2 separate regions of the Homo sapiens genome follow, and region 1 is linked to region 2. The links are chromatin contacts, found by Hi-C or POLR2A ChIA-PET in ENCODE. All regions are on one chromosome and are shown on one strand. Each heading gives the region's core, a stretch centred on a gene start or an enhancer-like site at or near the end of the contact. The rest is flanking DNA. Distances are from core to core; before and after follow the strand shown.

Region 1 (3,064 bases), core at 510-3,009, 460 kb after region 2:
GCTGAGCTAGTTTTTCAAAGTGTGCATTTTTTTCTCATTGTTTGATACTTGACCACTGGTGTGACAAGTCAATATTGAGGTATTTGTACTTACGTACTGTAATTCTCTGAAGGTCAGGCATGGTGGCTCATGCCTGTAATCCTAGCACTTTGGGAGGCTGGGGCAGAAGGATTGCTTGAGTCCAGGAGGTCAAAACTGCAGTGAGCCGTGGTCACTGCACCACTGCACTCTAGCATGGGTGACTGGGCAAGACCCCACTTCAAAAAAAAAAAAAATTACCGGCCAGGGGCGGTGGCCCATGCCTGTAATCCCAGCACTTTGGGAGGCCAAGGCGGGTGGATCACAAGGTCAGGAGATCAAGACCATCTTGGCTAACACGGTGAAACCCCGTCTCTACTAAAAATACAAAAAAATTAGCCGGGCGTGGTGGCAGGCGCCTGTAGTCCCAGCTACTCGGAGGCTGAGTCAGGAGAATGGTGTGAACCCAGGAGGCGGAGCTTGCAGTGAGCTGAGATCGTGCCACTGCACACCAGCCTGGGCGACAGAGTCAGACTCCGTCTCAAAAAAAAAAATTAATTTAGTTGAAACCTATGCATACCTGTATCTGCTACTTTTTCTTTTAATAGTTTAGAATATTTGCTGGACCAGCATCAGAACTATAGAGTAGAATGCCCAAGGCTCTATTTCAATTTTCTGGGCTTTGCTTGGCTAGTCTTAACCTTAAGCCTGCTATGGTATTTTATATACTTGAGGCAACTGAAGAACTGACTATTACAATCTACCCAAGACATTTACTTAGGCAAAGGTAGGGATTAGCATATTTACACATTTGTCATGTTTCTTCAGAAGTAATACCTGCCAGGATATGCTATTAAACAAAAGGGCACATATCTAGTTTAGTTATCTTTTGTTTATTCTTTATGGACATGCAAATACTATAGTAGGACTATTTACTTTCTAGCTGTAGTCATTTCATTCACTTGAAGTACATAATTCAAGTAACATGTTGCTTAGTAAGTTACCTCTTGTTTAAGCATATGGAAATCAAAAAATATTTTGTGACACCTTAAAAACATACAAAACAGTTCCTCTAAAATAATTTATTAACATGTTTATTTGTATTTATTATTTACCCCTTCCCACCCCACCAAGAGACCTGCTTTTTGTTAAAAATGTATGTGCATGATATATGAAATACTTGATAATATAACATGATTTACTGAATTCTAATTCTCACACTACGCACTTAACTATCAAAATATTATGAAAGGTAAATAATCCAGGGAACACATTTTATTTTACATCGGAAAATATTTACAAAAATTTTGTTAAAGTAGCCTCTCTGGGTGCATAGCATTCGCTTGATGCCTGTGAGTTTAGACTCCTGCTCATTCTGATAGAGACCAATGCAATTCATTTGCATTGACTTTCTATTGCAGAGCTTTGGAACCAAGGGAAGGATCCAAACATAGCTCCATTTTATCCAATCAGAAGGGCCGCTTAGTGCTAAACTCTGATTCGTCCATTCCTCTTTGCATCCATCCAATCATTAGGCCACTTTAACAGCCAATCAGCGGCGTAGATATGCACCAATCATGGAACAGTGCCGAAGCACGGCCTTTGTGTCGGGGGATGTCAGCGCGTCGGCGAAAGCGCCCACCAATAGAAAAAGTCGTTGGTGTATGCAAATAAGGGTTCTATGACGCAGAGACGCAGCGTGAAGCGTGCCTATAAAAACGGAGGCGACGCGGGGGCTTGGAGCGCAGAGCGGTTTGGTCGTTCGTTGGGCGGTGCTGGTTTTTCGCTCGTCGACTGCGGCTCTTCCTCGGGCAGCGGAAGCGGCGCGGCGGTCGGAGAAGTGGCCTAAAACTTCGGCGTTGGGTAGGCGTTCGTAGGTTTACCCGCGGCTTCAGGTTCTGCCAACCGTTGGCGCCGCGCGCCGCGGCCGTTGGGAGCCGAGCGGCGGGGGCTGCTCGGGCCGCTGGCGTCGGGTCGGGTATGGGGCCGGGAGGTTTCCCCTTGGGGCTTTGTTCCGGAACTGTGTCCCCGCCTTTTCCCGGCGGTGATTCAGAGGTCCCGACGCCGGGTTCCGGGCAGTCGGGCCTCCGCCCGTCGAGGAAGGGAAGTGACTCCTCCCCGCGCTCCCCCTCCCGGGGGAGGCTGCCGCTCCTCGCAGCCTGAGTCATTAGGGGAGGGGGAGGAGGTTGGCGGCCCTCGGCCATCTGCTGCCGCGAGGTGGGGCGCGGGGAGGCGGGAGGCCCGGCGGTGGGGCCAGGATCTGTTCCTCCCCCCGCAGCCCTGGGGGGCGGCCCGGGTGAGCGCGGCGGCCTTATCTTCGGGGCGTCTTTCTTAGGTGAAAGAAAATGGCCCGAACCAAGCAGACTGCTCGTAAGTCCACCGGTGGGAAAGCCCCCCGCAAACAGCTGGCCACGAAAGCCGCCAGGAAAAGCGCTCCCTCTACCGGCGGGGTGAAGAAGCCTCATCGCTACAGGTAGGTCGGGCGGGGGAACAATGGCCCGGCGGTGGCCGGCTTTGTGCGGCAGCGTCCGCTCACTCCTCCCCTGCTCGCTGCAGGCCCGGGACCGTGGCGCTTCGAGAGATTCGTCGTTATCAGAAGTCGACCGAGCTGCTCATCCGGAAGCTGCCCTTCCAGAGGTTGGTGAGGGAGATCGCGCAGGATTTCAAAACCGACCTGAGGTTTCAGAGCGCAGCCATCGGTGCGCTGCAGGTAAGACAAAGGCCTGGAGCCGGGGGAGGGCTGGGCGGTTTCCGCTCCCCGAGTGGGATTAATAGTGCGGCTCTCGTCCTCAACAGGAGGCTAGCGAAGCGTACCTGGTGGGTCTGTTCGAAGATACCAACCTGTGTGCCATCCACGCTAAGAGAGTCACCATCATGCCCAAAGACATCCAGTTGGCTCGCCGGATACGGGGAGAGAGAGCTTAAGTGAAGGCAGTTTTTATGGCGTTTTGTAGTAAATTCTGTAAAATACTTTGGTTTAATTTGTGACTTTTTTTGTAAGAAATTGTTTATAATATGTTGCATTTGTACTTAAGTCATTCCATCT
Region 2 (3,289 bases), core at 1-2,500:
CAGCTACTCGGGAGGCTGAGGCAGGAGAATCCCTTGAACCCAGGAGGCGGAGGTTGCAGTGAGCTGAGATCACGCCACTGCACTCCAGCCTGGGCGACAGAGGGAGACTCCGTCTCAAAACACAGAAAAACAAAAACAAAATATAACCAGGAAAGACCTAGACTCCGTAAAATAGCTTTACAAACCTAATCAAGGGAACCAGACACCCCAAACTGTACTTCGAACACTGTTGAAAAGTTGTGAAAGTCATGTTCTAGCAGTTGAAATGTTTGCTGATCAGTCCACTCTCTCAGGAAAAAAAACACCAGACCCACAAAGAAAATAGAAGGTTTAAAACACAAATGTCTGTAATTAAGCAATGGAATGACGTCTTCCGCCGGCCCAAGCTTCCCACTGTTGTGTGTGTTTTTATCAACAGGAGCTCCCGGTTCTGCCTGGCCCGGTTCGCTTTCGCCTGCGTTGACTCTCTTGGCACTCAGGCCTTTCCAAAGTTTCCGGGGTCCCGTTTCCACGATACAGACAGAGGCTGGATGTCTTGATCTTATCCTCAGTCGATGTTCTCCTAACTTTAGGGCTACAAGGAGCCTTAAACAGCATGTATAGAGTTGGGAGCGCTTTGAATAGACGCACGTGAGAGGGAGGCGGCATCTTCCTAGCCGGTCACCAGCATTAACACGGGGCAGGAGACATGCGAATGCACCGTGGGACCCCTCTCCCTACCCCCCTGCATGAGATTTCCGAAGACCTCCGCCGGCCGACGCTGAGGGGCGGGGTTGGGAAGGCTTCCTCCAGGCGCGGGAGCAGCGGAGCGGGGACCGCCCGCTTTGGGACGCCCAGGACAATGGCGAGCGAGCTCCCGGCCAGTCCTCGCGGACCGCGGGAGGGGGCGGCTCCCTGCGCGGTAATCCGAGCCGGGATAAACAGGCGCGGAGGGGCGACGCGTCCCGGCCGGGTGCAGCGCTCGTCTCCTGGGGTCCCAGCTCCGGCCGGTCCCGCCCCGCCCCGCCGCGGGCACCCGGCCGCGCCCCCGTCCCCGTCGCGAGTCCCCGCCCACGCCCACGCCCCCGCCGCGAGGCCCTGGGCCGCGTCCACGCGCGCCGAGTCCAGCCGCGGCTCCCCGCGCGAGGCACGCGCCGCCGGCTCCTGCTGCAGTCCCGCGCTCATTGGCTGCTCCGGCGCGGGCGCTCCCGCCCCGCCTCGCCATTGGCTGGGGCCGCCGCGGTCCCCGCGCGGAGCGGCCGCTGACATCACGCGGCCTGAGGCGGCGGCGGCGCCCCCGGCCCAGACCCGCAGCCCCCTTGGCAGAGGCGCCGCCGCGGTGCCCGGCGGAGGATGGTGCGCGGCGCGCCGGGGGCTCCCCGCCGCCAGAGCCGCAGCGCCGCAGCGGAGCCGGCCGCGGCGGGCAGTCGGCCCCCGCACCGGGCGCGGGGCGGGCGGCCGCGGTGAAGCGCGGAGGGCGGCGCGGGCACCGGGGCCGGGCCGGGGCTGCAGCCGCAGCGGCCATGGGGGCCCTGACGAGCCGGCAGCACGCGGGCGTGGAGGAGGTGGACATCCCGTCTAATTCCGTGTACCGCTACCCGCCCAAGTCCGGTGAGGGCGGGCGGGCGCCGCAGCCGCGAGGAGGGAGAGGGGCAGGGGCAGGGGTCTGGGTCGGGACGGCCTGAGGGGGCCCCGCGGGTCTTCGGGGACTCAGTGGTTGCGGACGCTCCGAAACGGTCTTCGAGCGCGGGAGGTCTTCGAGAAGGCCGAGGTCTCCCCCGCCCCGGGCGAATTAGCCCAAGGGGCGTCCTGCCGGGTCTAGCAGGGTCACCGAGGGCACCGAGCCCCTCCACGGGAGGACGGGAGCGGCCTCCATTGTAATCGGCCCCGTGACGGGGACGCGTGCCCGCAGGGACCGAGGCTCCTGGGGAGCGGGGCTGCGGCGTCGTAGGCGAGGTCGGCGCCCCGCACGGACCCGGCCGGCCCGGCCCAAAGCCTACCTGCCTCGCGGGGTCCGAGGGCCGCGAGGGAGGCGACCTCGGCATCCAAACAGGCACTTGCGCCAGGTGCTATCCCTGCGCTGCCGTCTCCTGGCCTCTGGAAAGGTTAGAATTAGGTTTCTCCTGGAAAAGCTTCCATTGCCTGCTGAAGGATGGAAGCCAAACAGGCATTTGCAGTGCTGGTGCTTTTGCAGAGGCTGTCAGAAGCCGGGGGGTGGGGGGGGTGGTGGTGGTGGAAAGTAACAGAAATGTTTGGGAATCTGAGTATCAGAGTTACTCGGATTGCCCCTTTGCTAGCGTAGTGGCAAGCCTGGGTTTTGGAGTGGGACCAGCTCTGGGACAGGGCAGAGGTATTGGAAACGTATAGAAGTATGTTTGTTATTAGAATCATCCCTTCACTTAAATGTCTCTAGCCTCTGGATTGTGGTATCAGCATTGGAGGTGGAGGAGGATTTTGACAGCAAAGCAGAGAATCACAAGGTAGTTCAGTTATGTGAGCACCGGCCAGTATGAATTGCATGACCTAGCCGGTGTTTACTTTTAATTGCAAGTAGTTTTATTTTAATTAATTACTTTTAATTTTATTCTCAAGACTTCTGAGGATGAATGGCTGCGACATTCTGTCTGCTTAGGACCCGATGGAGATTTTGGTGATTTCGGAATGAGGTGTCAGAATTGGAGCAGAGCCTCGTCTCTTTTTGGTAGAATAGAGACATACTGAGATGAGCTGGTTTCTCAGCAGTGTGTCCAGTGTCTGCCAGGTGAAAGCAGGGGCCAGACGATGAACCTGCCCGCATCCCTGCAGAGTGTCTGCCAGAGCTGTGTTTCTCACTGCTTTTGTACCAAAGAATGAATCCTTGCAAAGATGAATATGGTGAAGAATTGTTTTAGAAAGGTCTAAGATAAAGCTGTGGGTCGTTAGTATTTTAATAAAGCTCTGACTGATTATGACTACATAAAATCAACGCTAACCAAGGCATAGATTTTGTTTTTTAATAGACAAAAATATTCTTAGGGCGGCATGAGGAAAACTTTTTAAAATAGACAAAAATATGCAGCAGTATTTGTGGGCTCTGTTTTTCTTAAACCACATGGCTTTTATTGATCAAAATATGGAGCATACTTTGCTGAGCTTGGAATTTTCAATAGTGTTTGCTGCCTCAGGAAAGTATTCACCGCTCTTTCATATGTGGGACTTAACATAGGTAAACCTCTGGAAGGCTGTTCCCCAAAGCATATTTGTACAAGTATGAATCTTGGGTGATGATAATAAAAAGACAATAGACCAAACCAAAACTTTTGTTAATTAG

What was found. Hi-C counts contacts between places; a loop is a spot of excess contacts on that map. ChIA-PET counts read pairs that join two places held with the same protein, here RNA polymerase II (POLR2A). Pooled maps may share reads with other maps.
Region 1: a loop to region 2 is called in a pooled map, with 4 times the contacts of the local background. The contact joins the promoter of H3-3B here to the promoter of RNF157 in region 2. A Hi-C loop is called at or near these places in 1 of 168 maps with a recorded cell type or tissue (posterior vena cava) and 2 of 50 pooled maps. POLR2A ChIA-PET finds 5 or more read pairs at or near these places in 4 of 52 experiments (Caco-2, HepG2, activated CD4-positive, alpha-beta T cell and 1 more).

Annotation. Positions count from the first base shown.
Region 1 is chr17:75,778,474-75,781,537 of GRCh38, reverse strand. It overlaps H3-3B (H3.3 histone B), which reads left to right and starts at 1,759. Exons shown (of 4, transcript NM_005324.5): 1 at 1,759-1,881; 2 at 2,354-2,491; 3 at 2,575-2,728; 4 at 2,815-3,064. The coding sequence starts at 2,364. The coding sequence ends at 2,943. RefSeq lists a silencer at 2,169-2,438 and an enhancer at 2,067-2,671.
Region 2 is chr17:76,238,454-76,241,742 of GRCh38, reverse strand. It overlaps RNF157 (ring finger protein 157), which reads left to right and starts at 1,250. Exons shown (of 19, transcript NM_052916.3): 1 at 1,250-1,590. The coding sequence starts at 1,503. It overlaps LOC105371896 (a long non-coding RNA gene), which reads left to right. Exons shown (of 6, transcript XR_007065913.1): 6 at 1-881. RefSeq lists silencers at 1,076-1,145, 1,166-1,305 and an enhancer at 1,610-2,282.